Regions from separate parts of the Mus musculus genome. Here regions 1, 2, 3, 4, 5 and 7 are each linked to region 6. Evidence: chromatin loops called from intact Hi-C (ENCODE). Cell type or tissue: left cerebral cortex. All regions are shown on one strand. Region 1 overlaps Tafa1 (TAFA chemokine like family member 1). Region 2 overlaps Tafa4 (TAFA chemokine like family member 4). Region 3 overlaps Tafa1 (TAFA chemokine like family member 1). Region 4 overlaps Suclg2 (succinate-Coenzyme A ligase, GDP-forming, beta subunit). Region 5 overlaps Tafa1 (TAFA chemokine like family member 1). Region 6 overlaps Tafa1 (TAFA chemokine like family member 1). Region 7 overlaps Tafa1 (TAFA chemokine like family member 1).

Region 1 (4,000 bases), 130 kb before region 6:
ACTTGGTTCTAACAAATGGTCGATTCTGGAACCTAGGAGCACAGAAAGTTATTTTTCCACAGCCCTGAAATTTGATTTTTTTCCTCCTTCATAAAAGAGTGGTTCTGCCAAGTTTGCTCAAAAACAAAAGGATCTTGAAAAATAAAAACAAAAAACAAAAAAACCATAAAGTCCTCTGGCTTCTGGTGACATAAAGGGCATGCCAAAGATGAGCTGCCTATCAGGCACAATGTTTAGTTCTAGTGACAGTTAAAGGGTCAGATTGGAATTGGGCTAGGCTATGAGTTTAAAAGTGATATAGAATTCAAGAGTCATGTAAGATCTTGAGAGATGACTTAGTCTACCTCTATGTCTCCAAGAATGAGTCTTCTCAATAACTATCTCTGTACTCTCAGATAATAAAATTCACCCCATTTTAGAGAACATTGGGAAGAAGGTTTTACTATGGACTTAGACCAGAAGTCATTTCTTCTATTTCCCTGTAAACCCCTAATCTTTAATCTTAGCTTAACTCAGTGCTTCACATCCTGGAGTGAGTCCCCCTCATTACAATCACCCTAGGGACATGTGACAATGCACGAAGGCCCTTTTTTGTTAAAACTGAAAAACCGAGGTTACCACTAAGTTAGCTGTTTCCAAGGATGATGAGATGCCCGAGATCGGCCTCACAACAAAGAGTCTTCTGGGCCCATAGTTAATACTTTGCAATGGTAAAGCTGGGAGGAGGGCAGACAATGTAATGTTTGTGCCATACGGGCCTAACTATACTGAGACTAAATTTCTTGTGATTCAGGAACACATTGCTTCATAACCCACTGTAGAAGTCTTTATTAGAAAAATTAATTTATTTTCATTTTATGTGTATGAGTGTTAAGCCTAAATGGATGTCTGTGCACATGTGTGCAGTACTTATGGAGGCCACAGAGAGTGATATATCCCCTGCAACTGGAGTTACATATGGTTGTAAGCCACCATAGGGGTGCTAGGAATTGAGCATGGGTCCTCTAGGAGATCAGCCAGTGCCCGTAACTGCTGAGTAATCTCTCTCACCCACAAAAAAAAAAAACCTTTGTAAATAATAATACAGACTAACCAGATAGTCTTAGTAACTGTTAAATGCTTTCAGAACAGAAATCACATATTGCTAACCCCTAACATAGGGATCTAACATAGGGAGTAACATATAAGAAATGATCAACATAATTATCTCTACATGGATATTTCACTAATCCAGTTTTATAAAAGTTTTTGTTTTTCACAGATTTCAAGCATGGGCTTGAGACTGAGTTCTGGGTTAGAACTGCGGTCCATCCCGTGTACTTAGTTCTGTTGGAGTGCCCAAGGGAGACAGCTCAAAGGGCTGCATGGTCTTCCTGAGCAGCTGCAACCAAGGACTCTGTGGTTGTAAATGGAATTCAGCATTATAATTATAGATACATGAAGATTTTGCAGATTTTTTTTTAAAAAGGGGTAATTTCCTAAGTGAATGTCAATGTGAAATTCACAAGGCTGGATTCTCCAAACTGCATTTTGCTCTGCTTTCCACGGGGCAGCCCTGTCCAGCTATGCACAGGTCCAGTTTATGGAAGAGAGCCACTTCTGGGAAGAATGTCTGAAAGTGAATGCAAGCTAGGCGATTCATGACATGGGGTATATTTAAAGTGTTCTTGGAAAGCTACCAGGCACCACCATCATAGACACAACCCATTTCTGTCTTAACAGGAACGTCTTTAGCCCATCCTGTTAGAGTAGGAGGCTTTGCCAACTTCCTTTAGACTTTAATTGATAACACACAAATCTGTTGCCACAGATGGTTAGGTGGGCAGCATCTGAAGCTGAGGTCTGGAGGAAGGCTTCCCACCCCCATGCAAATGCCAGAATGTTCAAGGCACATCAATGTACAGTGCACCATGGAAACAGAATGAAGGGAAGAGCTATGGGCACACCACTAGAAAAGAAGGCGGCTGAATGTAGAGCGTCCTTGTATGTGGAAGGTTAGAGGTTCCCAGCTTGCCTTTCTATTCCATGCAGGTGAAAATTATAGCTCTATATTTACTCACTAGTGGCTGGCATAAGACCTTGAGCAACTTATTTAAGTTTGTCAAATTTATCAGGTCCTAATTCCCCTAAAGGAGATAAATCTTTTTTTTTTTAAATTAAATTGTTTCACTAATTGCTAGTGCTTCCAAGTATATGAAACAAATCACTCACAGAGCCTACTTCTGCTCTCTCTCTCTCTCTCTCTCTCTCTCTCGCTCTCTCTCTCTCTCACTCTCACTCTCTCTCTCTCTCTCTCTCTCTCTCTCCATAATATGTCAGTAAGATCTGGTTATTATTTCAGAACCTTGGAAACCTCAGGTTCTACAGGGACTCTGTAGAGTTACATCACGGCAAAGGGCACAGTGACCCAGGTAGAAAATACCTGAGTTGGAATCACATTTACTGAACACATCTCTTTTGGTGACAGATAACCGAAAGTGGACTCCAACTACCTTAAGGAATAAGAAGGAAGATGTCTATGCATCCTTATTAAGCACAGATGAGATACCTAAACAGCTATCTCAATGAGGAAGAATTCAGCTCTCAAAATAAGTCATTACAAACTGGTCTCTATGGTTGTCTTTCTTTTGTTTGGGCTGCATTCTTCATCAAGGCTTCCTGCAGAGGCAGCTTCAAGGTCAGCCACACTTACATCCTTTGACTGTCAAGGCCAGCTGACAAAAGAGATTTCCCAAAGCCACTTGAGAAATCAGAATTTATTCTCTTTTGCTCATGCCTTGGTCATGTGTCTCCTTGTGCCATCAGAGCAAACTTTATCCAAGTTGATTGAGATGGCAAGGAATTAACCAGAAACCAGCAGGATAGATGGTCTGCCCCTTTACTCCAGGGACCCAGAAGTCCTGTCTATTCCTTCCACCTAGCAGTTGACCCATGACTTCTTTACTGACAGATCAAGAACCAATTGGAGAACAGGACAGCATCAGAACCACCCCTACAACTACTAATGTGATTGAATCCACACCTTATACTAGATGCTTTCACTGGTCATTTCACATGACTTGCTCAGGGGTAAGGAGTGCCTATCAGACACATGAGAAAACAGTGGCATAGTGAGTGTCCTGTGTTCCATAAGGGGTACTGCTAGGTTTCCGCTCTAACACTGTTTTATTTTAAGGGGTAGATTTAGTAAACACTCTATCTCTTCCTTTAACTATACAAATGCAAACCTTGGCAATAGACAATTCATGTTATTTTAACACAGAAGCCACTATACTCACACAATGCTCCTGACAACTTTGACATTGTGCCTCTACCACACCCACATGACATTCATGAAGAAGGCCATGAGTCGTGGAGAAGAAGCAGAATAGATAGATGGCAATCAGTCTTCTCTGCTGTCTTGCTGGCCACTCAAGCTCTCCTTCTTAATAAAGGTCCTTGGAACCTTCTTCCTTCCCATCACATGTTGTGGGTGGTTCCAAAACTGAGTTAATCATGGGCAGAAATCATGAGTAGGAACAGCTGGGCTGAAAAGGTATTTTTGTGAGTTCATTAAAATCATGTCCAACTCGGGGCATGCCAGTGTCACCTATCCATCATGCAACAGTTTGGCAGCCCGAGGAAGTAGGATCTTAACCAAGTACTGCTGGACACTGATCTTTGTCTTCCTTTCATTATTCTCAGACTTTAAAGCTAAGGATCTTAGAGGAAGAAGGAAAGGACAGTCTGGGTACAATGTTCTACATACTGATCCATGGTTGTGTAACTCTACAGTCATATGGAATCTAACCTAGGACACTTCAGCCATCTTTCTCTCTGCCCAGTAGACTCAGGTGACATCTACAAAAGCCTGCTGAGGTCACTCTGAGAATGAGGGCTTTTTAAGGAAGGTAGGTCAGAGTATTCATAGTTCTTGGGTGAATTCTAGGAAGCAGCATAGTAAAAGAGCTACATGTTTAGGTTTTGTGTTGCATTTAGTGGGGAAGCCCTGGAAATGAAC
Region 2 (4,000 bases), 890 kb before region 6:
AGGTTAAAATCCTATTTTTATCCTGTATCTGTTTTCCCTTTGGTTACATTCCTTGTTTATTTGTTGATTAGTGGAAACTCTTTGTAAATTGAGGCCCCAGTCCCAGAAAATGGGATGATATGCATCCTTGTTCCTTCTCTGTAAACTCCTATTCCTTTTTGGACATTTTTCCTTAATGTCTACTAGAGGAAGAAAGCACGTTTTGCCCTGCAGTGGCTCTGTGGTATTAAAGTTTTTATTTATTTTTATTTTATGTATGTGGCACTTTGCTTGCATATATGTCTGCGTACCATGAGCACGCACTGCCCATAGAAGCCAGAATCTTCTGGAACTGGAGTTACAGGTCACTGTGAGCCACCATGTGGGGTCTGTGAGAAAAAAAAAACAAAACAAACAAACAAACAAAAAACACAACAAAAAACCAAAACTGGATCCTCAGGAAAAATAGCCAGTGCTCTTAACCACTGAGCCAGCCCTCTTGTCCCATATGTCACTTTTCTTATCATTGCAGCCCCCAGGTGACAGGAAACTCAGGGGCCAGGAGAGGGGAAGACCGTGTCCTGTGATGATGTGGAACTCGGCCATCTTCACCCCACTGCACATGTGTCAAAGGACATCTGACAGTGCAGTACTGTTGTAAAGTCAGCCACAGGCGCCTGGCTGAGATGGTCCAGAAAGTCTCCAGCCCAGGGACATTGGCTGATATTGGGGTGCTAGGTTATTGTGTTTCAGAACAAAGAATTGATCAGAAACGTAATCGCAGCAGGAAGAGGTGGTTTATGGAGAGATTAGTAACCTTCTGAGGGTGGGAATGTGGGCTGATAATAAAAAAGGTCTAGCTTTCCTCCCATGTCTCATTAGCATCCTAAATCTCTACAGAGTGGCGTACGTTTTAGTGCCATAAGGAGTCGTAGGTTGCTTTTGGACACAGGATTGTGTGTGTGTGTGTGTGTGTGTGTGTGTGTGTGTGTATGTGTGTGTGTGCCAGTGGACCATGCTGGTTTTATTCTCCTTGGCTGTGTCGCTATGTAAGTGAGGGCTTTCTCTGAGCTAACTTGCTTGTCCTGTATACTTATTTTGTCATCTTTGATGAAGTTTTCCAGAACTTATTCTCCACCCTGGCCTTTCCTTGCCCTGTCTGCTAAAGCTTGCCAGTGAGGAGTTGTCTCATCCCAAACCCTTCTACCTTACTAAGCACATGGCTTGTTGGCCATTGTGTATAGCAAAGGAGGTGTTTTCCACTCAGCAGGCTAAGGCAGGAGCAGAGGAAGAAGGTGGGGGTGTATGGATGCTTTCGAAAGAAGACATTGTTAGTTGTACAAATTTTTAAGTTCAAACATTAGAAACCATGCATGTAACAGGGGTTGGGGCAGAGTATGGGCAAAAATACCTAAGAGCCATCATATAGGACAATAAATATATGATAATAATTAAATAAGGATACTCACCTGATTTCACACTCTGCTATTAGGACTCTTTCCTTAAGGCAAATGACATTGCAATCATAAGACTGGAAATTGTGTTTTGAAGAAATAAAAAGAACACACAAAAAATCCTGATCCCCTGGTGTTTCACCATTCAGTTGGTCATCCTGATTGGGCAAGAGAACACACACAAATCTCTGGTCACCTCAGGCAACGGGGAGGATGGGTCAGTTCTCAGGATGAGTCCTCTAAATTGGAAAGTAGGGTCCTCCCCACAATGTCACTTTTTAATCCACTATTTCTGCTCTTCCCCCAGTCAGTAACCTCTTTTCTCCACAAGAGGGCAGCAAACAACGCCTTGGGAAGGCTGCAGGCTGGGAGGTGGTTCCTGAAACCCAAGTGACCGATGGAATTAACAGTTTAAAGGTGCTTGTGAAAGTTTGGTCCTTTGTAACCATGGTAACATTGAGACACACACACACACAAAGCTTCCTAAATCATAGGAATTGTCTCTAGGGGATATCGCTACATTTTCACCTTTAAAAACAGGCAGTTACTTTTCTAACTGAGGGGAGGCAGTTGGAGATTTGGGTGCTACGGGTTTTTTTTTTTTTTTTTTTTTTTTTTTTTTTTTTTTTTTTGCTCATTTTAATAGTTCCATTTCCCCAGACGTGCGCTGTCTGACCGAATGGCTTGGTGCCTGTCTGGTGTCTATTTGGTATACTCCTCACAGAAAGACCCAGGAAAACCAGAGCCCACCCAGCAACCAGGCAGCACAGAAGACCAAGTACTGGGGGCTGGGGTCAAACATGGCTCTAGGTCTGGCCCCTCTTGGCCGTGTGACCCTATCCAGGCCACCCAACCCTTCTGGACATGTTTCGACATCTATACAATGGGATAATAGTTGCACCTACCTTCTATCAGGTGATGGGAACGAGTAAATGAGGAGAAACAGGAGGAAGGGCTAGCACACAGCAAACGCACCAGAAGCAGACACTGTTTTTGTAGTTAGAGGGATGCAGATGACAGACTCTGAGATGTCGTGCACCAGAGGAGTGGCTGGAAGCTGTGGGTTCCCTGGAGAGATTGATAGGCGTCTTCAGAGGCTTGAAGCTTTATGGTCTATAAGGAAACAAGGCAAACCCAAACCAAACCAAACCAAACCAAACCAAACCAAACCAAACAACCAAACCACTCTTGTTTATCGTTGCCTTGGGAAAGCTAATGAAATGGAGACAGTAACTTTTAGTTTGTATAAACACCGAGCTTCTGCTCAGACTTTAGAAAGAGGCCTCATTCTGCTGGGGAGCAGAGTAGCTCAGGCTAGCCTTGGACGACCGGCTGCAAGCTGCAGAACGGGGTGGATGCAGAGAACCACGGAAGGTCTACAATGCCTTTCTACCTGGGAGCTCACAGGCGCTGCTTGCATCTGCTGGGCTCAGGGCCACACTGGCAGCAGGTGTCTCGCTTCAGTTGTTTCAATCTTAGTTTCAAAACCCGGAAACTTTTGGGGCCTCAGACCTATCTTCTGAAGGTTGGGGATAGTGGAAGAGACTAAAAGTGACCCTCCTGGGGTTGAAAAAGGGATGCCTGACAGTACAGAGGGCTTCCTTGGCTTCGGGAGCTCACAGAACGCGCTGGCTCTGTGTTCTTTCTGTGCATGGAAGACCTTCAGGTTTTTATTGTCTTATCTATTATAAATGTCAATACAGAACACAAGGTGATGTTGACTTGGTGTCTTGTGTTATTTTTAACTTCGTTTGAATTCTTTTAATTCTTCCTTTGAAGTACTGCTTGCATTGTGGTAGCGCCCCGTGCTTCAGTCAGTCACTCTGCGGATACTCTTCTGTGACCTAGCTCTTTTCTACTTAATCACTTTTATGGAAATTGTAATTTCTGTAATTGTATGTAACTCTTCGTGTTAATTTTCCCAGTGATAAAGTTGCATATTTCGGCTGCCGTTATTTCAGTTTTAAAGTGATTTTCCTGCACTGCTCAAGTTTGGACACTAGGGGGCAAGCGAGGCTTAGATTAACAGCACCCCCTGCCCCTCCAATGTTTTATGGCTACTTTAAAACAACAAAGAAAACGGTAGAATTAATTTTACTAATACGTTTTTAAATAACATATATTCAAAATCGACACGTGGCCCTTGTCTCTTGAAAAATCGATAGTGGGATGTTGCTACAGGTGACTATAGACAATAATTCAAGTTGATGATTTTTTTTTTTTTTTTTTTTTTTGGTTATTGTTTGTTTGTTTTTGAGACAGTTTCTTACTGTACAGTTCTGGCTGGCCTGGAGTTTGCTACGTCGACCACACTGGCCCTGAACTCACAGAGATCTGCTGCCTCTGCTTCCTGAGTGCTGGGATTAAAGGCTTGAGCCACCACACCTGGCTAGGGAATTGATTCTTAGCATTGTATTCTTAAGTGTTAGAATTAAAGGTATTGATATTTTCCTGGTTTATGGAGTACATTACCTGAGCGCCTTCATCTCACTAGTTCCTCTTACATGTTATATGTATTTGTTCTTCTTCCTTTGTTATCTTTTTCTTTTCAAAAGTATCTGCTGGAT
Region 3 (4,000 bases), 310 kb before region 6:
TTGGTGGTTCAGACTCTGAGAGGAATTACTGCTTTTTCAATGGTGAGGGAGAGGACTCCTCTTACAAGTCTATGTGTTTGGGGTCAAAAGTACAGGTATTTTTGTCATTTCTTCAGGCTAACATTAGTAACTTAATTTTCAAAAGAAAACACCCTTTCACCCATAGCCTTTAACGTAGGCTGATTTTAATCCCACCAGGATCTGACAGGAGTGGCAAAGCCCAGACTAAGATTAAAACCTCACAGTGAGTCATGTAGGCAAATGCCCCAAGGCTGCCCAGTTAGGGACAAGGGGCTTAAGGACTGCAGCGTGTTTTACTCCTTTCATGAGAGCTGTATACAGATATCCGGGTTCCTTACTGCAAATGGCTCTTACAACTGAGGAGCTGCGTTCATACTATGATGTCTTAGTTTGATTTGTTTTTTCTTATTTCACTAGAACTTTTTCTACTTAAGCAGGCATGATTCATATATTATTTGAACAAGTTTTATGGAAGATGGAATTAAGATGTTTAGTTTTAAGAAACTTGTCATGGTAGAACAATTTTCAAGTGGGTAAAAGTAAAGACTGGTTCTAAGGAAGTTGTGTTGAGCTTTGTGCTTTGAACTAGCCATATTTGTGCTGCACGATGCAACAGCAAACACACACAGTAACATGCAGCAGGAGATTGTGAACAAGGAGTTTCCAAAGTGGACTCCAGAGGGCAGATGATGGTACGCTCTCAGAATGATTTGTTTCCGTGTGTATTTGCTTAGTTTTAATTTGATATGATATTTTAAAGAATGAGAGTTCCTTAGCCATAAGATAACTATCAGACATCGTGCACAAATGGTACTTGAGAGCACACACACAGACACACAGATGCACACACACAGGCATGCATGAACACACACACACACCAAAAGCAGGAGAAAAACGAAGCAAAGTTTTAAAGATATATATATATATCAAAATCTTTGAGCATTGACTTCTCCAGAATAGAAACATTACTTGTTTCGAACATAAATCCAGTGATCACACCACCTATGATCCAGAACTGAATTTGAATTTGAGAATAAGATATGTAAAACCATAATGAACACAGACCATTTCCACCATCAAACCCATAAACTGAAGTGACCCAAGAAACACAATTCTAGAATAGGGAGGGAAGCACTGTGACTCAGTAACAGCATCACATCCATTATCTCTCTACATTTAGAGACATTTCTGATAAACTAGTCAAATACTCACAGTAATAATCCCCTGTCTAAAAACCCCCATGCTTGTTTGTTTAGACTTTTTGACACTAGGTCTCACAATATAGTCCTAGCTGGTCTCCAGTTCTGATCCTCCTGTCTCAGACTCTCAGATGCTGGAGTTACAGATGTTTACTGTCACAGGTGGCTCAAATATTTTATTTAAAAATATTCAAACTGGATTTAACTTTGTTGATATTTATCTCTAGTGAAGACCTTGACTTCTAAGAATTAAAACAAAAGAAAACAAAAAAAAACCTTCAAGTTTCCACGAAAGCTGGAAAGACAGTAAATTCGAACATTCAATTGTTGGCACAGAAAAACTCCAATAACAGTAAAGTTTGCTTTCCTCAGACATAGCAAGTTTTTTAAAATTAACACATAATGATGTCTTTGAGTACTTCATTTCGATGACAAATTGTATATCCTCCATGATTTCCAGTGATGACTTCTATGTTGTTTTGTGCATGTTTCGATAATTTTATTGATAAATAAATCCTGCATTAACTTTGATGATTTCTTGGAGCAAGAGGTATCTGTTAATTTGCAAAAATGAGCCATATGGTCTGGCAGCAGCCTTGGCTTCCAGGAAAACAAACTTCTTCTTCCCACAAAAAAGAGAGAGACTCTGTAATGCCTGGAGCAGCTGGAACTCCCATCCCGCCAGACTGAGGGTATGAAGTATGAAAATGAAGAGAAAACCTGAGTCTTATTGTCATAACCCGAGGACCAGATTGGACCTGCTTTAAAGCAGGAACCTCCTAATGGGTTCCATGTTTTGTAGGCTAATACATTTCTTTGTACCTTTCTACCACGGCAAATAAAGAATCCTGTAGGAAACCAGCCCCAAAGAGAATAGAAATTTGCAGAGTCATGTGAAAACTGTAATTATGCAGGGAATATCTTTTGGTATTCTGCAGGGAACATTTGAATTCTTTCCCATAGTTGCATACCATGTTCTTAGGAACATGTTTTTGTCTTAGGTAGAGAAGAGTTCAAGTTTTTCGTGGCCATTTGGAGCTGTGACAGAGCCCATGTGAGAGTGTGGTTTTCTGGCCTGAATGCTTTAGTTTTAGTGGTGAGCACATATCCTGAGCAGGGCCTTGAGTTGCACACTGAGGTTGCGCTGGTGAGCAGAATGGGCAGAACAAATCATCCATTTGTTTAGACTTTGTGTCGTGACAGGGGAAAAGCCAAATGACAAAAGAACCTTCAAGGGATGCCAGGCACTAATAGTATGCAGAAGCAAGGCTGTGGAGTTCTGCATCTGTGTGCGGGGATAGAGGAGCCCCTATGCAGGGAATCTAGTTGCACTTAAATAGTGCAAGTGGTTGGAAGAACCAAGAAAGTTGAATTGTAGCCCATGATTTCCCCTTGATTTAGTATAATAGTCTCATCTGGAGAGGTTGCCCATTCATGAGAGTCGCTAAAGAAACTCAATGTGGGACGAATTCCTGTGAGATACTTAAACTTAGATGAGAGAGTCAATACTTTGTGAAGATGTCTAAAGAAATGTCAAAAATTAAAACAAAAGTTTCTTGAAGTCAATATGTATGGTTGAAAGCTAATAAAGTAAGTTCAATTGTTTTCACAGATTAGCTTTGAGAACAGTCTGTTTTCCTGGCTTTTTAGGGCAGTTGCAAAACAAAGGAGGTTTGCTGGTTAGGTTTTTGTCAGTTTGACAAAAGCTAGGTTCATCCGGCAAGAAGGGACCTCAATTGTAGGATTGCTCCCAACAGACTGGCATGTAAGTAACTCTGTGGGGTAGTCTCTTGATTGATGATTGGTGTGGGAGGGCCTAGCCTAGTGTGGGCTGTGCCATTACTAGACTGGTAGTCCTGGGTTTCAAAAACACATTAACTAGGCATTGGATAGTAATCCAGTAATCAGTATCCCTCTAGTCTCTCTTCAGTTTCCCTCCTTGTTCTTCCATGTTCCTGCCTAATTATAAGACAGCCATTGGGAACTGTAAGCCAAGTCAACCTTGCCGTCCCCAAGTTGCTTTTAATCATGGTATTTATCACAGCAACAGACAGAGAAGTAGAACAGGAAGGCATCACTGCTTTATAATGCCTAGCATATGACAGTGTTTCTCAAGTGCAGGGGTTATAGGAGTCCATCATCACATATGCCTTCATAGATAATGATATGTGTTAGTATGTGATGTATCAGAAGAGAAGTGAGGGCTCCAAAGAGGAACCAGACTTTATGAGAAGAGACTGGCCTTCAAAAGCCTTAGACTTATGAAGGCATCCACGTACTACACTAGCCATTCTGATTAATAGGTCTGTGCAAAAGATAGTAAATTCATTGGGAAAGGAGGTGAGATTACAGAGGAGTAACGGTAGAAGAGAGCACACGTGTATTCAATTGTGTATATATATATATATATATATATATATATATATATATATATATATACATATATATATATGCATACATACATACATATATATGCATTCCATTTGATAAAACTAAACTAAAAACATTTACTCTTTGAACCCTGTAGGGGTGATAACATATTAATGAAGGCTGAAGGCAAAATAAGGTCAGATCCTGGATATTACACCCTGTGCAGAACACAATCATTTTTAGAAACAAAGCCTTCTTAGCACTTGTAACCCACTCAGTGCAACTATGCAGTGTTCTTGGTGGTGGACTATTTCATCATAATGACTTTAAATGTATAATTATTTTTGGAATACTTATGGAAAAAACAGTATCTTAAAATCAATAAAGTGACAGAGGGAACTATGAGTCCC
Region 4 (4,000 bases), 630 kb after region 6:
TACTCACGGCTGTTTACTCAATAGCTTTGGCTATTGGGGCCTTTTGTGGTTCCATGAAAATTTTAGGATTTTTTTCCTCTGGTGATTTGAATATGAATGGCCCCAGAGGCTTCTGTCTTTGAATGTTTGGTCCTCAGTTGGTGGAGCTGTTTGGTAAGGATTAGGACTTGGGGTCTTAGTGGAGGAGGTATAGCACTGGGGCTGGGTTTTAAGGTTTATAAACCCCATGATATTCCAATTTGCATTCTCTCTGCGTTGGATCAGGATGTAAGCGCTCAGACACTGCTCCAGCGCCATGACTGCCTTTCTGCTGCTGTGCTCCTGACATAATAGTCATGTTCTCACCCTCCAAACTGTAAGCAAGGCCCCAGTTACATCCTTCCTTTTATAAGTCTCCTTGGTCATAATACTTCTTCACAGCGCTTTCTCTATTTCTGTGAAGAATGTTTTGGCAATTTCGATTAGAATTGCATTGAATCTATAAATTGCTTTTGTTAGGATGATCATTTTTCACAATATTATTTCTACTAATCCTGTCCATTTTCTAGTTTTTCCTCGGTGTCTTTCTTCAGAGATTGAAAGTTCATTGTGGTGCCTTTGCTTCTTTTCTGAGTTTTATTCCTAGGTGCTTATGTTCTTTGGAGCTACTGTGGATGGAAATGTGTCCATGGTCTCTTTCACAGTATGTCTGTGGAATCATTCCATTACTAAAGGAATAACAAGAGAGAAGAGATTCCAAACATTGGCTAAACAACAGTGCTCTGTCTGATGATGGCTGGAAAGAAGGAACAGGACCCACGGACACCGGACCCCAGGAACCTACTGCTTTGTAGAGTGTGTCCTGTTTCTACTCCAAGGAAAGAAAGGAAGCCTCCGAGCAGAACTGAGCCTTGTCAGGCCCTGTGAGCCACACTGTCTGTGTCACCGCCCTAGCTCTGGTGTTGCAGAGCACAGCAATCAGCAGCCTGTGAGCGCATCAGCTTGGCCCTGCTCCATCAAAACTCTATTTATGGGCACTGAAATTTGAATTTCATGTAATTTTCATGTATCACAAAATATTATTCTGATTTTTTGCCCAGCTATTTAAAAATATGAAAACTATTCTTAGCTTACAAGTAGCATGCAAAGAGACTGTGGGCTGCATTGGGCTTAAAAGCCAGCGTGTGCCAGCCCTGATTTAGAACAGGAGGCTGAATCAGGCCTGTGATAGCTCACTGATTGCTTGACCAAGTAGATTCCCTAGTACCTGAGCCTCAGTTTCCCCCAGTGAGATGAAGTGAAGGCTTAGCTTAAAGAATTACCAGCATTCTTTTTTGCATGGTGCTCTATGGTACATGGCCAGCGTGTGGTTTTGATTTCAGATAAATCTGAACTCTACTCTTTTTCTATCTTCCAACTTTCTGGGAGTCATTAGGTCAGCTGCTAAGTTCCTGGTACCTTGGGTACTTTATCTGTGAAGTTGGGCTAAAATGATGTTGCTTTTAGATTTGCTTTGAGAATTGAGTTTTATGATATTTAAGAACCAGTAATCATACATAGACAGCAAGCTTATACTGTTTTTAATATTATCTTCGTAGTCTCTTTTAAAATCTGGTAACATGTAGTCAATATGTACTTAATAGTGGCGTTGTATTCTTTTAAAAGGAGCAAAAACCTGAATGATCAGGCCAGGGAGTTGACTTAGTTATAGTATAGAGCCCGCTGCACAAACATGAGGACCTGAGTTCAGATCCCAAGAGCCCATGTTAGCAGGAGGGGCAGCAGAGTTCACACCTGTAACCCCTGGGCTGGGCTGGGCTAGGCTGGGCTGGGCTGGGCTGGGCTGGGCTGGGCTGGGCTGGGCTGGGCTGGGCTGAGCTGGGCTGAGCTGGGCTGGGCTGGGCTGGGCTGAGCTGGGCTGGGCTGAGCTGGGCTGGGCTGAGCTGTGGAGGTAACAGTGAAGGGAGGTAAGCAGGTGCCAGTTTCTGGCCAGCCAGTCTGGCCAATTTGGTAAATTGACCTCTAGGTTCAGTGAGAAACCCTGTCTGAAAACATATGGTAGAGAGTGATCAAGGAATATGCTCAGTGTTGATCTCTGGCCTCCATAGACATACATGTGTACACACACATTTATATAAAAACATACATGCATGCATATGTACATACATACATACACACATACGCACATCTGAATGCCTATAAAAGCAGTAATTCAAGAGAGGCGTCTGCACTGGACAGTGTTATCCTCTGCTCCTGGGGTAAAGGCCAGCCTGAGTTGGGGCAGGGCAGAGGCTGCATCTCTTCACTCAAACCCTGTCAGCCCTGCCCAGTGTCCTCTCTCTTGCATGGTGAAAGCACAGGGTGGATTGATAAATTACCCCTGCATCTCTGTTTACAGCTCTCTTCCTCCACCCAGTGGCAGGAAGCCACTATAGACCACTTGGAAGCAGAGACGTTTTTACCTGCTTCATGTGCTTCTTTTTCTCATGTCTGCTAGCAGCCGAGTAGGAGTCTGTGCTGAGCCAGTGCCCCCTTTGTTTCTCTACACGCTGTCATTCTCAAGGCCTGGAAGTGGGTAGGTAGCCACATGGCCAGACAGCGGTCAAGAAGCCAGAGTTGAGAAGTGACAGCCAGCTGAGCTGTGCGGGTTGATCGGTTATGTGTATGGGTGGTTATTAGCATGTTGTCCTGCAGCCCCATTGAGAAGCATGGCAGCATTTAATAAATATTAAAGCATATCAGCAGCACCATTTAAGTGTGGGAAAGTGATCAGTCCCCATCCTAATTGTGTGCAGGGCATAAACACACTCTTTAGAACACTTAATTCCATGTCAGAGTTTAAAGTGGCTGTGATGGTTTCTACTTAGAAATAAAGTCAGAAAGGGGGCTTGGAATAGATGTCAGCCATGGAGGTCAGAAAGAAGCCTCAAACGCGCCAATAACACCATTCCCCCAAAGATGGAGACACTCACAAGCATTTGCCCAGGGCATCCTCACTCCCCATGACCTGATTTTTACTGGCTCCTTTTTCTTTGCAATCTCTCTTCTCTTTCCCCTCCAGCTGCTTCCTCAACCAGAAGGAGGAAGCAAATGGTAGTAATTGCTGGCCAGGCCAGGATGCGGGCAAAGCCTAGCCATGCAGGGGAAGAGAGGGAGACAAAGGACAGGGCAAGTGCGGAGGCCACATGGCAAGCTCCCCAATTCCTCACCCTGCCTTTCTCTCCTCACATGCTCATCCTTCTCTGGCTTGTTCCCCATGATGTCCTCCTCACCTGTGTCCTGGGTTGGCCTCCCCCCAGCCTCCTTCTGACCTCCGTCTGCTCATGGCGGCTCTCTCTGGATTCACTTCTCAGTGCAGTCCAGTTTATTCCTGGGCTCTTTGAGTGTTACAATCCCTTCACACCCTGCTTCTTCCAAGTGTGATAGTATGTGCTTAATAATTAAGACTGTAATTAAAGTATAACAGCAAGTATAATTAAAATTCGCTTTAGTAGATCCTGAAATTATAAAGCAATTAGGTATTTTGGTGTGGCACTGAAGATGCCGCCAGGAGGTAGAGGGAAGGCTCCCTTCACCGTTTCCCCGACTGCACCCATCAACATAACTCGAGTGTGAGGACTCTCTTCACTTGGCTCACCACATGGTAAGAGAATTGTTTGCAGCTTAGAGCCTGCCCTGGAGAGTAGCCAGGGCAAATGGAATGCCAGGACATGGAGTCACTGCCAAGGCCTCTGGAGAACCCTCAGCTCTTCAAAATGATCAGAGAAGGATCTGTCCAAACCTCTGTCCTCAGGCATCATCGTTTGTGACTGTGGCTGTCCTTACCCAGTCTGTCAGCTCACATGTAACATGTAGCTGATACTGCAAGATTCCCTGAGAAGCAAACCCAGCGCTGACAGGGACGTGTAGCAGGCTGTGGGAAATATCACTAAGCTGCCCCACAGGGCTCATCCCTGTTGCGATGTAGAGATCACTGAGTGCTCCAGCAGCACATCTGACAAGCCTGCTGTAGCTGGAACAT
Region 5 (4,000 bases), 230 kb before region 6:
TGCTTTCTGTAGGAGGCCAATTCCAAATTCAGTTTCCAAACACCTGCCACTGCTGCTCTTTGATTCCATTCTCAAATGCCATTGTGGGGAATCTGTTCAAGCAATCACCGCCGTGGTTGAAAACCCATGGAAATACAGCTGCTACATAATCTGTCTACATCCCTCAACCCCGGTGTTGCTGTAAGGACCACAGCACTGTCTATCCTACGCCAGCCTCAGTGCAAGTCAAGGGATGAGCACAATGACCCCCTAACTTGTGGCCAATCTCCACCAACTCTTCCCTTCCACATTCTCCTCTGCCTTCTTCCTCTCCCTTACCTCATTTGTTCTCATCAGTAAAATGGGAAAGAACTAATTTTCTGGATTTAAAGAATTGGAGTTAGTATAAGTGGAGAGAAAGGCTCTTTATGGGGAGATTAACTGTCTTTGCTATAGAACCTTGGCCCCCTAGGAACACAAGTTCTCTTGAGTCTGGCCAGTGTTTTTCCTACGTTGGTGATTTTGGAAATCATGGTCTAGAGGCACTCCACGGAGTCTTGTTAACGTTGGTTACAATGTATGGCTTTTCAAATCTATAGAGACAGAAAGTAGATGAGCTGCCTGGGGCTGAGGAGTAGAGGCACTGACTGCAAATGAGCAAGCAACATCTGGGATGATGGCAATGTGCTAGTGTTGGGCTGTAGTGAAGGTTGCACAGTCTGTGAGTTCTAGTAAAAGAAACCAATGAATTCTACCTTTGAAGTAAATACTTTTTCTGCAATATAAATCATACTTTAATCAGCTGTTAATAAAAATTAAGATGGATTAGATGGGTGGACTGGCAGATATGTAATAGAGCAACTCAAGGAAAGTGATAACTGTGCAAGCTGTTTAGGGTAATTGTTGACTAATTAGTGTTAGGTATTTGATATTCTAACTCATCCATTTATTGGCATAAATATTTGGCCAATGCCAGTAGTCACTTCTTGCCATTTTCCTATTTCTCTTAGTGATGGAAATGTTCATAGTAAATTTTCACAGAAAACAGATGTGACAGCTCTAGGCTTTGGGGGAGTGTAGAGCTTTCTACTGTGTGGAGATGATAAATACAACCATGGTTAAATAACAAAAATGGAAGCCAACCCAACCACTGGCTCTCTTTGATAAAACTATGTCAAATGTGCTGAAAGTCTGGGGGAATTATAAGTTTGTCTATTATATGGGTGATGAAATGAAGTCTAACTCATGCTACAATGTACAGATAAAAGGAAGAGGTTGAACAGGACACAAAGAACACGGAGAAGCTGTCAGGTAGCCTCTGGTGTAAGGACCAAATGCTAGGAGCAGTTCACATGTCCACAACTCAAACATCATTACTCTGAGAAAGTACATGTGAGCACAACCCAGAATGGACTGCATTATAATTAACTCAGCCATGCTAACTTCCGGGCTCTGTACAAAATAGAAAATCACATTGCATCTTCTGGAAAGACAGGAAAGAAGATGTCTTGCACTGCCGCTGTGGCTCCTGTAAGAGGATGGACCAACCTGATGTCAACCATCACCAATGAGAACTGACGAAGGGTGACATTTTTTTGACAACAGGCCAGAGACTTCTTCCTCTTTTCACAAGAACTTCTACACTTTTAAGCAAGCTTGTAAGGACATCATATATGTATTTATTTCCTAGAGGTCAAGCTGTCATTGCTGAACATATTGGAAACTCAGAAGAGCAGCAGGGAATGGCTAGTATCCTCTTGTCAGAAACCCTAAAGGGAATTGATCAGCAGAAGTCGTGAAGTTACCCCAGCACAACATGCCACTGAGACTTTTTTGCCTACTTGGCTCCAAACTCTCAAGTCAGTGGCCAAGATTCTTTGACTTTGAGAGGAATCAAGCCAGTGCTTTTCAAAGGTTGAGTCAGATGCCATATTGGAGGGGGAAGGTAGTGGGTGGCCACATGTACAGAGGAGAATGTGGGGGAGAAACATCCTGGGCAAAGAAACTCAGGAAGCACCATTTCTTTAACACCCCCATCGCTCCTTCTCAGAGATTGCTTTGCCTTCTGCTTCTACCCAGTTCTCTTCTCTGATCCTAAGGCTGAATGAGGGCTTAATACAGGCAGAGATGGAGAGGTGTCACTCTATTCTGTGTCTATTTCCTTTGCAAATTGAACACCTAACCACAGGGTTTTATTTCAGATTTGAAGGACTTTCCAAAGTGAGTTTTGCTAACAACAGTCACAACCACAACCACAACCAAAACCACAATCACAACAACAACAGAGCTGCCTCCAGGCAATAAAGCTTGTGTACACTGACAAAAAGTAATTAGTTTACTTCTGAAGAACACATGGTGCAGTCAGAAAGATGGGCATGTAAGTGAATTAATTACTAAGCAGTTAAGCAAGAACAAAAGCAACAATTAAAAGTGTTTAGCCACATGTCACTGTGTCATAGAACCAAAAATATACAGTAATGGTGCATTTTCTTTTGAAACACTTTTGAGTATGATTACCAATAACACACCTACTAGTTATCAGGCATTTCTGCCACAACCAGGTGATATGATACAGTGCATTGGATCTGATATCTAATTTAAACTTCACAACGAACCACTAAGAAACTACTCTTTTAGTGTCCCCAGTTTTCCAAATGAGTAAAGCTCAAATGAATCTGCTAAAATAGTTTGCAGTCTACCAAAGTTTTCCATCCTGGAGGCTTAGCTGCAAGCAACATGCTTGTGTATCTTTGAACTGGGTTCCAAGTTCAACCATTGGCTATCTTCTCCACAAAACAAACCCTGAAGAAAACTATCCCCTCCCTATAAAGTTAGAGCCAGCCAGAGAAGATTTCCTTGGGAGGGATCGCTTTGCATGTGCAGATCTAGCTTGATGAAGCATTTATGGTTGGAAGAAAAAAAACACAAAGAAACATTTTAATACAATGAAAAGTCCCAGATACTACCAATATTGTGCAATAAATTCACACTCTTGGAATTCAATGTGGTTTTAAGCAGAGCCTGGGAGAGACTTTCCATGTCTGTCTAAACTTGGATTGAGAGGGGACAGCCAGGAGCTGGAAGGGAGAGCTGGAGAGATAGATGGACTGGCGACTAAGAGCACTTGCTGCTTTTGCACAGAACCTGAGCTAATTGCCAGCACACATATGGCAGCTCATCATGGCTTATAAATCTATCCCCAAGTGATCCAACCTGCTCTGTGGTATATGTAGTGGCCCCACACACATGCAGAACTCACACACATAAATCAAAATTAATCTTTAAAAACAACTCAAACTTAACACTCTGTTGTAGAACTGATCACCATTAGTTTTCTGAATCCCTTTAAGCCTCCAACTTCATGCCTCCACTTTCGTTTGGTGGTTTGAAATGATCACTGCTTCCCTGCAGTCCTTTAAGAGGCTTCCCTATGTAGGAAATAACGTGGTGTTTGGATTCATTCTCCGAGTTCATGTGTGCTCGCGCTGTCTCCAACTTGAAAGGTTGAAAGGGACTGGGTGAATTTCAGCCCCCGTAATTATGTTCTAATTTGTCTTCATTTCTTCTCCTCGTTTTTCATACAAGGTTCTTACCACAACTCAAAACATAATTGTGTTGCTTAATTTTTTTCTTGTCCAAAGGAAAATAAGTGGAAGCACCCTGAGTTCCTAATGACATGTGCTTTATTTTAGCTCTATTGCTACTACATGAAACATAAACAGAGATACTAGGATATATGCTTACATGTGTGAGTGTGTGTGTGTGTGTGTGTGTGTGTGTGTGTGTGTGTGTGTGTGTGTGTGTGTGAGAATATAAAAGAAAGGGAATGATAGAAGGAAAAGGAGGAGGAAGAGAAGTATGGGAAGTAGAAGCAGACAAAGAGGAGGAAGATGAGGAAGAGGAGGAAAAAGTAAAGAAGAAGGAACTCTTAAATTATCTAAAGGTCGGCAGGCAAGAACACAGTCTCAGCAGCTAGGAATGTTTACTTCTCTTGTTCAGTTCCCAGCACCTACATTGGGCA
Region 6 (4,000 bases):
AAAACCCCAAAACAGGAGAGCACATTAAAGAGTGACTGAAATCATTTAGAAGATTGCTAGGGCCAAGATTGACCATTTTAATCTCTGCAGCTATTGGGGAAATCCTAAGAAAGTTGTTGAATAAGCACATTACAAAACCCACTGGACTTCCAAATCAACATAACTTTAATCTCTGTGCATCTTGAAGAGGCATTTATAGTTCCTCCTTTTTACAGTAAGGCTGTATAGGGCTCAAAGAGTGAATATTTGTGGGTAGACTTGTTGGCAACATAGTTCCTGGGAACATTTAAGGTATAGCTCTAATACGTATTGGCTGGTAATAAGCAAATTCTATGGTAGATAAGGGGAAACATGAGTAATGAGTTTAATTTCAGTCAGAATCTTGTATCTGTTTTTCAATTTTAAAAATCATGGTATTTTAATAAGACCTAAGATGATATGAATGTCTGTTCCACGTAATAGCTCCAGCTCCCATAAGCACATAGACACACACTATGTGAGAGTCCACTACAAACTATACAACATCTTTTTGGTTTTGGTTAATGACTACATGCACAGCATAAAGACAGGTTGTAATCGCTGGCATATCTTAGTCATGTGTCTCATGGTTGGAAAATAACAAAAGCAACAAGCTATTGTCCTGGCCAAATAGATTTATTTAGCAGTTTGAACTGTAAAATTTGACTCAATCAACATCCCTAAGATACAGGTTGCAGCCCCTTACAGAGAAAGTCTGCCATGTCTGATATTTGTAGGAGAAATCAACAATGCACATAGCATTTCCTATTTCCTAGGAAGTTGTCCCCCCCCCCATCTCCTGATAGGTAAATTAGTTCAAATATGAAAAGTCACTCATCCAAGGTCATATCAGCAAAGTTAAGTGACAGAGAGATGTTGACTCGTTCCTGGCCCTCACCACCTGCCACTTGCTTCAGCAAACTCCCAGAATTTGCTGACCCCTTAAATGGGTACATATATTGACATGACCTTAAAGTTATAAATTATATCTAATGCTTCTCAAAGAGGCTACTTGGTATAGTCATATTATGTACTACAGGGTATCCCCCCAACCTGTGACAGAATCACACGGACACGACCTCCATTGGTAGCCATTCTTTGGGTGGCTTCAAGCTAGTCACCCAGACCCTCCAAACTTCTACTTCTGTTGTTTGGGAAAAGGGGATGCAAAGACTGAAATAACAGTATGAATTAACCCTGAACATGGTGCTTAGCCCTGTCCGGATTAATGGTTCTTTTATCTCATTGTTAAGTATTACAGAGAAGGCGCATTTCCCAGGTTATTTGTATGACTATGCAACAAGCCGAAGACTTTTCCTGCCAGAACAGATTGGCGATTAAGTGATTGGAGGTAGCTCAGGGATCCCCAAATCAAAGATTGTGTTCCCTCCATGTTGGCACTGAAGCATCTGGCAGGAATCTGGCGCTTCCCATGCCAGGGGCTGCACACAGGACACAGAAAACACAGGCGAGCAGCACCCGCGCGCGGCAGCAGAGTGGTTTCCATGCCCACCCGCAGGGGCACCAGCGCCCCCTCTCTCCCTCGCTGACCCGACTTACAAAAAAGAAGGCGGCTGGGACAGGGGACAGCTGGCCTCCGCCCCCAGCCCTCCTCTGCACCTAAGGGCTGCAGACTCAGCAGGCGGGCGCTGGCATGCACCCTCCCATTTCTATCCAGTCTGCCCCAGACTGGAAGCTGAGCCCCGGGAGGCAGCAAAAGACACCGGGAGAGGGGCTGGAGAAGGCCAAAACAAGAGCAGGGGAATCACAGTCAAGGTTGCGGAGCCACAAAAGACAGCATGCAGACCGCGGACCTGCCACACGGAGAAGCCCTGTGGATGGCAGGAGGCCAGGGAAGGATGTGGAGAGGGGCCTGGAGGGAGGGGCGGCAGCACCCACGAACCGAAGAGCGGGAACTTGTGCGTGCAACTGGTCCCCCGGAACGTTGGACTTCACCATCAGAGGGTACCACCAAGGACTTTGAGGTAGGGGGTGCGGCGAAAGGACAGGACACAAAGGCTAAACACAGCTACGCAGAAAACAGAAAGAAACCTTTCTGAGAACCAACCAGGAAGCTTAAAAACAATCGAAACCCTGGAGCGACTTTGCAATGAAAAAGCTGAAGAGGCAAAGAAAGACAAATCCAGATCGGAGAGTGAGGGAAGGGAAGAGTTAGAAGCCAAGGAAAGCAAACTGCACCAGGAACTAAAAGGAAAAATTAAATCAATAAAGGAAATTTTCAAAAATCATGCCAGAGCGAACTTGTTCCTGAAACTGCCAACAGAGGGAGGAAAAAAGGGTGGGGGCACCGAACATACTGGAGAAACCAAAAGTAAAGAAAGGAAGGGAGTGAAGACAGGATGCAAATTAAACCAGACACGACATAGTAAGTCACTGTTTCCTTTTCTTTTTCATTGACAACTCCTAAAGTTAGTCTGGTCATTAACGCCATCTGTGGACTCTTTAGCCACATAGTCTGAAATGACTGTATCTGCACTAGGTATAAACTCGCCCCAGGGAATACATGTCTCCTCCCAATCCCCTAGTTTTGAAAGTTACCCCCACCTTTTGTAGAATAGTTTGCTAGTGTCCAAAACCAATTCAATCTCTTGAGCAAGGTGTGTGGAAGAGGGTGGGGGATGGCGGGTTGCTCCTCTAGAGAAACCCACCTTTTCGGAGAAATAAACAGAAATATCTCTGAGGCGGGTTTTTGGGTTTTTTTTTTTTTTTTTTTTTTTTTTTTTTTGGTACACTCCCCTTCCCCCAGAGCATCCAGCCCACAACATGTCTTAGAATTCAAAGGCAAACTGCCCACACGATGCAGTTTCTGTCACTTGCATCCTGCCATCTGTTGAAAAGACCTTGGTGAGGCTAGAGGAGCCTCCCGGGGAGGCTGCTCCCCCACTTACCTGGCCGGTGCAGGTGATGCTGCTGGAAGGTGTGTTGGAGTGACCCATGGCAGAGCAGCATCGCACAAGCACTTATCCACAAGTACAGGGCCCAGGACATTGCAGAGACCATTGCCATTCTCTAAAGAGAACATCAGATGAGAACAGGTTACCCCTGGCGTCAAGCCCCCGGAGCGGTATGGCCCACGGAGGAGGGAAGGGACAGCTCAGATGTCGTCCTGTTCTTTTGCTACTTGGCTGGCTAGAAGGAACGTTCCTGTAGAGGTCATGATGGGGAGTAGAATTGAAGACCTTTCCCAGAAGCTCATAAATATGTCCCTTAAGTTCTGTCAGAGGTCAATGATTGCCCAAAATGCAAAAATAAAGTTTGTCACTGTTAACTAGGCAGACTTAAACATTACATGCCCATGGAGATACTCAGTTTTACACAAAGATCTATGAACTAGTTTTCCCAGGCATTCAGTAGCTGTAGACTTGCTCATTCTAACTTCATTGCAAGTCTGACATAAGCCTGGAAGAAAAGAGTGGGCTCTTTTTTTTTTTTTTTTTTAATTCTACAGTCATGAATTTTTAATCGCAATGCTGCCTTCTAAACTAAGTAATCATTTCTCAGAGGCATGTTGTAATCTCCCGATAGGATGGCTCTTTCTGACTAGACTTGAATTTCAGAAGGCACCATGTCTTCAGCCAGAACGAGTTTCAGAGGCAAGGTCTGTGTATGTACCCTACAAGCAAGCCATAATTTACAGTATTGCTTTGCCTCCTAAGATCCCATTGTGGCATTTGCCGGAGCACTGATGAATATGTATATACAGGTGGTGTGTGTATTTATATGGGCGAGCATATACCTTTTCTCAGGCACTGAAACTTTGACAGTCTTATCTGCACCTATGAGCATCTCAGGAGCTACAGAAGCTCAACGGCGCTACATATTGTCCAATTTCCCAAACAACACCTTATGCTGCATTTCATATTGCCAAATTAATCAAACTTGAAGGATCGTCCTTAGTCAGCCAGTCATAGGAAGCACCCCCTATATAAGAATTCAGTTAGTGACAGCCTTTCCTCTCTGA
Region 7 (4,000 bases), 320 kb before region 6:
AAGAAGAAGCTAAACAATAATGATAATGCTATGGAGTTCCTTCTGCCATGGGCCAGGCAATGTTCAAAGCAATTCTCTGAATCAGACTATGGATAACGCATAACTCTGTTAATTAAGAGATGTTTGCTCCCTATTAAATAGAAAAGGGGACCAAAGGAAGATAAGCTAACTGAATTGCCTACATAATACAGCTAGAAGGGGCAGGTCAGAGATCTGGATCCATCCTGAAAACTAAAGTTTGTTTTGTCTGCAGTGAGCAGAAAAGGTGGTAACTTCCACTCTACTCTGTAGCTTCAAATTCAAAGGCCAGGTCTGTCCCATGTCTCCCTACTACACACTCTCTTTGTCCACACGAAAAGAAAGCATGCTATGTCAGAAGACTCTAGTCCCTTCTAAGGATGTATCTACTCTTGGGGCACATGCTTTCTCTGTCCCAGTTCCTGCCCCAAGGAAGTGAAGTCAGATTCTAGAGAAGAATCTTTGAGTCCTGACTCTCATCAGAGGAGGAATTACAGAAGAAAGGAAAGTGGTTTGAAACTAAAATGAAGTTGGAATAGATATAGATAATAGCAGGGAGACACAGACCTCCGTCAGAAGGATTGTGGGAGGAGGTGGTCTAAGTAAGTACTGAGTTTCAGAATTCAGCATGAGAAAGTGGAACTCCAGCAGGCCTTCCCAGCAGGGTGTCCTAGAATGGACAAGGAAGCTCTCTGCTCTTCCCTTCCACAATTCCTTCCCAACTCTATCAGGGCTTCCTGTTTGCTGATCCCTTCCACTGTGCTCAGGACTTGGGACAGGACTGCGAGCAGCAACCAGCCCCTTGCTGCTCCAAGCAGAGCAGGTAGAGTGTAGCTGGTGGATCTGCAGGCTGACAGATTAAGAACCATGGCCTTGATCTTTTAAAATTATGCAAAGAGCCAAAGAATCATCCTGTGACCACATCCCCAACCCCTGCTCTCAAGCTGTCACCTCAGGAAGGATGCCAAAATAGTATTTTAATTTTTATTTGTATAACCTAACACCATGATTCAAATAATTTGTTTTGCTCAAGAATGAGAATTGAAATATTATACTTCTTCAATAGAAGCATTTGTTTAACAGGTTGATACCCACTACACATAGGCAAACACTCCCATACCCCCACAACCCCTGACACACACACACACACACACACACACACACACACACACACACACACATGCACACATTGTAATGAAGTACTCAGGTAAAAATCATTCTTTTAGAAGAAATGCAGCTTCAGTAATATTCTCATTACAAAGCCGTATCAAAGCGAACAACCATTGTAGTCTTACTATGAAAATAACCAATTATTTTTATGATAATGAAGACTTTAAGTAGCTCAGCAGGATAAATTAGATCCGAGTCAAGGCTTAGCCAGTGTCTCCCATCTTTGGAATACTAAACTGGAATGAAAGATTCAATCCCTCTAATACAGACACATCTCTTTTGAACTTTGAAGAAAAGAAAACACTTAGTCTGTTTTGAGCATGATGAATCAATTTGAGGCTAGGGTTAGAAAAAGTGATTTTTACTGACTGCACTAAACAAGCTAGAAATGAGTTTAACTTCACTGGGGTCCTCAGTGGTAACAATCAGTGACATCAGTGTTGGCCTTGTGGGTTAGGTGACAGGATCTGAATACTGTGAGCAGTGGGTCACTTGGGCAGCATGTGGATACAGCATGTAAGGCATTCTCCTTGACTTCATCGCATTGACATTTTGGGGACAGAGAATGCTTTTGCTGGAAACCAAGTAGTCCTGAGTGATATAGTATTCTGTCTACTAGGTGCTAGTAAACCCTACCCAAACCCTATGCCTCAGTCAAGACAGACCTGCCTTTAGACATTTCTACCATAGCCCCTGGCTGAGTTATTGTTCTAGTGGTTTGCAGCTACCTTGCTCATGTCATAGTTGCCTGTAACCATTTACTATGCTTGCTGAGTTAGTTCACCTTTGCATTGATTTTTAATTCTGTTCAGTGAACTTAGGACCACATACTTGCTGGGCAAGCACTGTACCACTGAGCTGTAACCCCTGCCTTCTTTTTATTTTCTAAAATTATTTGTTTTGACAATTTCATATTTCTATACATACATTGTGATCATATTCACCTCCACTACCTCTTTCATCTCCTCCCAACTTCTGTGGAACCTCTTCTTCCCAACTAGATGCAACACTAGCCTCATGTTCCATTCCCAATTCCTTATTTGCAACTACTCTGTAGGCAGTCATGGCTGCTGTGTGGTGATTGCAATGGCCACAGTGTATCCAGAAGATGGCACTCCACCACATTTCTCCCCATCCTTTAGCTCCCAAAGTCCTTTCAGCCTTTCTGTGCTGTTTCCTGGGGCTCTGAGTGTGAGTAGGGGAGGGGGCGGCATAGACATCCTGTTTGGGGATGGGCACTGAGCAGTCGCTTATTCTTAGAATTTTGAGCAGCGGTGAATGAGTTCCCTCTCTGAGCATCAGATGCTGAAGATAGAAGCTTCTAAACTAAGGGTGAGAGTTGCAGGAGGGAGTCCACAAGCCTTGGATCTTCTGCTGATAATGTGCCAAGTTGACACATACTTAAACTGTACAATGCTTATACAATTCCTTCCTGCCTTCTTATCTTCCTTCCCCTCTTTCCTTCCTTCTCCCCACCCCTACCTCTCTCTCTCTTCTTTCTGAGATGGTATTTTCTTCTGTTGACCAGATTTCCTTTCAACATGACTCAGCTTCAGCAACAATAACTACAGGTCAGTGCTCAACTTTGACTTGAAAAACCATAGGCAAGAAGCTGATTTTACTACATGCCGAAGTTATATGCAGTGATTAGTCTCTTTGTGGGATTAATCAGTTTCTCTGCTACCTCTATGTGCCATTAAAATGAACAGAGTTGTTCCAGTATTTTTAAAGGAATCCAGAGCACATCAACTGTTCTTGAATGGGTTTTGCTAAGAAGTGATGGTGAGAGAGAATAAAATAACTGTGCTCCAGGATGTCTGAATTGCAGTAATTCCTCTAAGTGGAGCCTTGCACTGGAGAGGTGGCTCAGTGGTTATAAAAGCACTTGCCTCTCTTTTTGAGGACCCAAGTTAAGTTTCCAGCACCCATGTTTTATGACTGACAAGCACCTGTAACCCTAGATTCAGTGGGTTTGTGTCTTCTTCTAGCCTCCATAAGTGTTCCCACATAGGGGACATTCATTCACTCACACAAATTAAAATAATAAAATAAATCTTTTAAAAACTCAGTGGGCATTTGCTAGTGTTATGGATTATGTTTTCTACCTATGAATTTACATTATTGGCTTCCATTTCTTTATTAACATGAACATTATACAATGCATTTTTAGTGAAGATCATCATTCAAAAGGTTTAAATTCAATTATCTTTCATACAGTAAGCCTGCTTAGAACAGATTACATCCAAATCTTTTAAGCAATTATAAAGAAAGAACAAGGTTTCACGTAAAACAAATTTCCCAAACAGTATAAGGAAGATATTCACCCCCTTGTATAATTCCTAATGGTAACAAGAAGCAAAATAATGTTCAAGGAGGAAGAAAAACACAAAAAGGAATCTAAATAGTATAGAACTAGATGGAAAGGCAGGAGAACTGGGTCCTAGCTCAGACTGTGACGGTGTGCACAAGGTGGTACTCCACCCTGTGTCTTGGGGAATGGGTCTGTCTTTCAAAGTAAGCTAAGGCAGCCCAGTCCATGACTTTGGAAATCCCTTAGACCTCAATGGCTTCTGATTCTACAAATAAATACCTACTGATGTGTTATCCCTTTATCATTTTTAGCTTCCCAGTTTCAACATATAATGGCTCAAGGACATTCACCCACACTGGTGACATTCTATAAGCTAGCCCTTTAGTCCAGGTTCTGGAAGCAGAGAGTATAAAGAACAACATTATCACTGATATGTAGCCTAAGAAAGAATTGTCTTGGGCTGTGAAAACTGAGAGCGGGGGATGCATGTCTAAGCCGAGA

What was found. A loop is a pair of places that touch in the nucleus more often than their neighbours do. Peaks named below come from ENCODE experiments on the same cell type or tissue, not always from the same donor. Only the 100,000 strongest peaks of a DNase experiment are listed, where the experiment ranks them.
Region 1: a loop joins it to region 6, with 8 times the contacts of the local background. A loop is called at or near these places in 4 of 42 quality-filtered maps.
Region 2: it touches region 6 in a loop (4-fold over the local background); 6 of 42 quality-filtered maps call a loop at or near these places.
Region 3: it touches region 6 in a loop (2.6-fold over the local background); 3 of 42 quality-filtered maps call a loop at or near these places.
Region 4: it touches region 6 in a loop (6-fold over the local background); 3 of 42 quality-filtered maps call a loop at or near these places.
Region 5: it touches region 6 in a loop (6-fold over the local background); 3 of 42 quality-filtered maps call a loop at or near these places.
Region 7: it touches region 6 in a loop (3-fold over the local background); 3 of 42 quality-filtered maps call a loop at or near these places.

Annotation. Positions count from the first base shown.
Region 1 is chr6:96,242,296-96,246,295 of GRCm38, reverse strand. The region is part of intron 2 of Tafa1 (TAFA chemokine like family member 1); the gene reads right to left. Among named protein-coding and RNA genes, the nearest start is that of Tafa1, 130 kb to the right of the region's middle. In left cerebral cortex, no CTCF peak of the experiment used is centred here; a DNase peak (open chromatin) is centred at 1,774.
Region 2 is chr6:97,004,674-97,008,673 of GRCm38, reverse strand. All of the region lies in intron 3 of Tafa4 (TAFA chemokine like family member 4), which reads left to right. Among named protein-coding and RNA genes, the nearest start is that of Tafa4, 54 kb to the left of the region's middle. In left cerebral cortex, CTCF peaks have their summits at 1,768 (motif pointing right) and 3,432 (motif pointing right); DNase peaks (open chromatin) are centred at 1,768, 2,825 and 3,437.
Region 3 is chr6:96,422,732-96,426,731 of GRCm38, reverse strand. All of the region lies in intron 2 of Tafa1 (TAFA chemokine like family member 1), which reads right to left. Among named protein-coding and RNA genes, the nearest start is that of Gm26011, 140 kb to the left of the region's middle. In left cerebral cortex, no CTCF peak of the experiment used is centred here; no DNase peak of the experiment used is centred here.
Region 4 is chr6:95,482,980-95,486,979 of GRCm38, reverse strand. All of the region lies in intron 10 of Suclg2 (succinate-Coenzyme A ligase, GDP-forming, beta subunit), which reads left to right. Among named protein-coding and RNA genes, the nearest start is that of AY512915, 150 kb to the right of the region's middle. In left cerebral cortex, a CTCF peak has its summit at 2,390; DNase peaks (open chromatin) are centred at 1,025, 2,385, 3,023 and 3,765.
Region 5 is chr6:96,345,606-96,349,605 of GRCm38, reverse strand. All of the region lies in intron 2 of Tafa1 (TAFA chemokine like family member 1), which reads right to left. Among named protein-coding and RNA genes, the nearest start is that of Gm26011, 210 kb to the left of the region's middle. In left cerebral cortex, no CTCF peak of the experiment used is centred here; DNase peaks (open chromatin) are centred at 546, 1,482 and 1,916; H3K27ac peaks cover 483 bases.
Region 6 is chr6:96,114,682-96,118,681 of GRCm38, reverse strand. It overlaps Tafa1 (TAFA chemokine like family member 1), which reads right to left. Exons shown (of 5, transcript NM_182808.3): 2 at 2,928-3,048. The coding sequence starts at 3,045. It also overlaps 2900060L22Rik. Among named protein-coding and RNA genes, the nearest start is that of Tafa1, 3.5 kb to the right of the region's middle. In left cerebral cortex, CTCF peaks have their summits at 1,540 and 2,294 (motif pointing right); DNase peaks (open chromatin) are centred at 1,618, 2,302, 2,892 and 3,669; H3K4me3 peaks cover 2,998 bases; H3K27ac peaks cover 2,771 bases.
Region 7 is chr6:96,430,918-96,434,917 of GRCm38, reverse strand. The region is part of intron 2 of Tafa1 (TAFA chemokine like family member 1); the gene reads right to left. Among named protein-coding and RNA genes, the nearest start is that of Gm26011, 130 kb to the left of the region's middle. In left cerebral cortex, a CTCF peak has its summit at 2,287 (motif pointing right); a DNase peak (open chromatin) is centred at 2,339.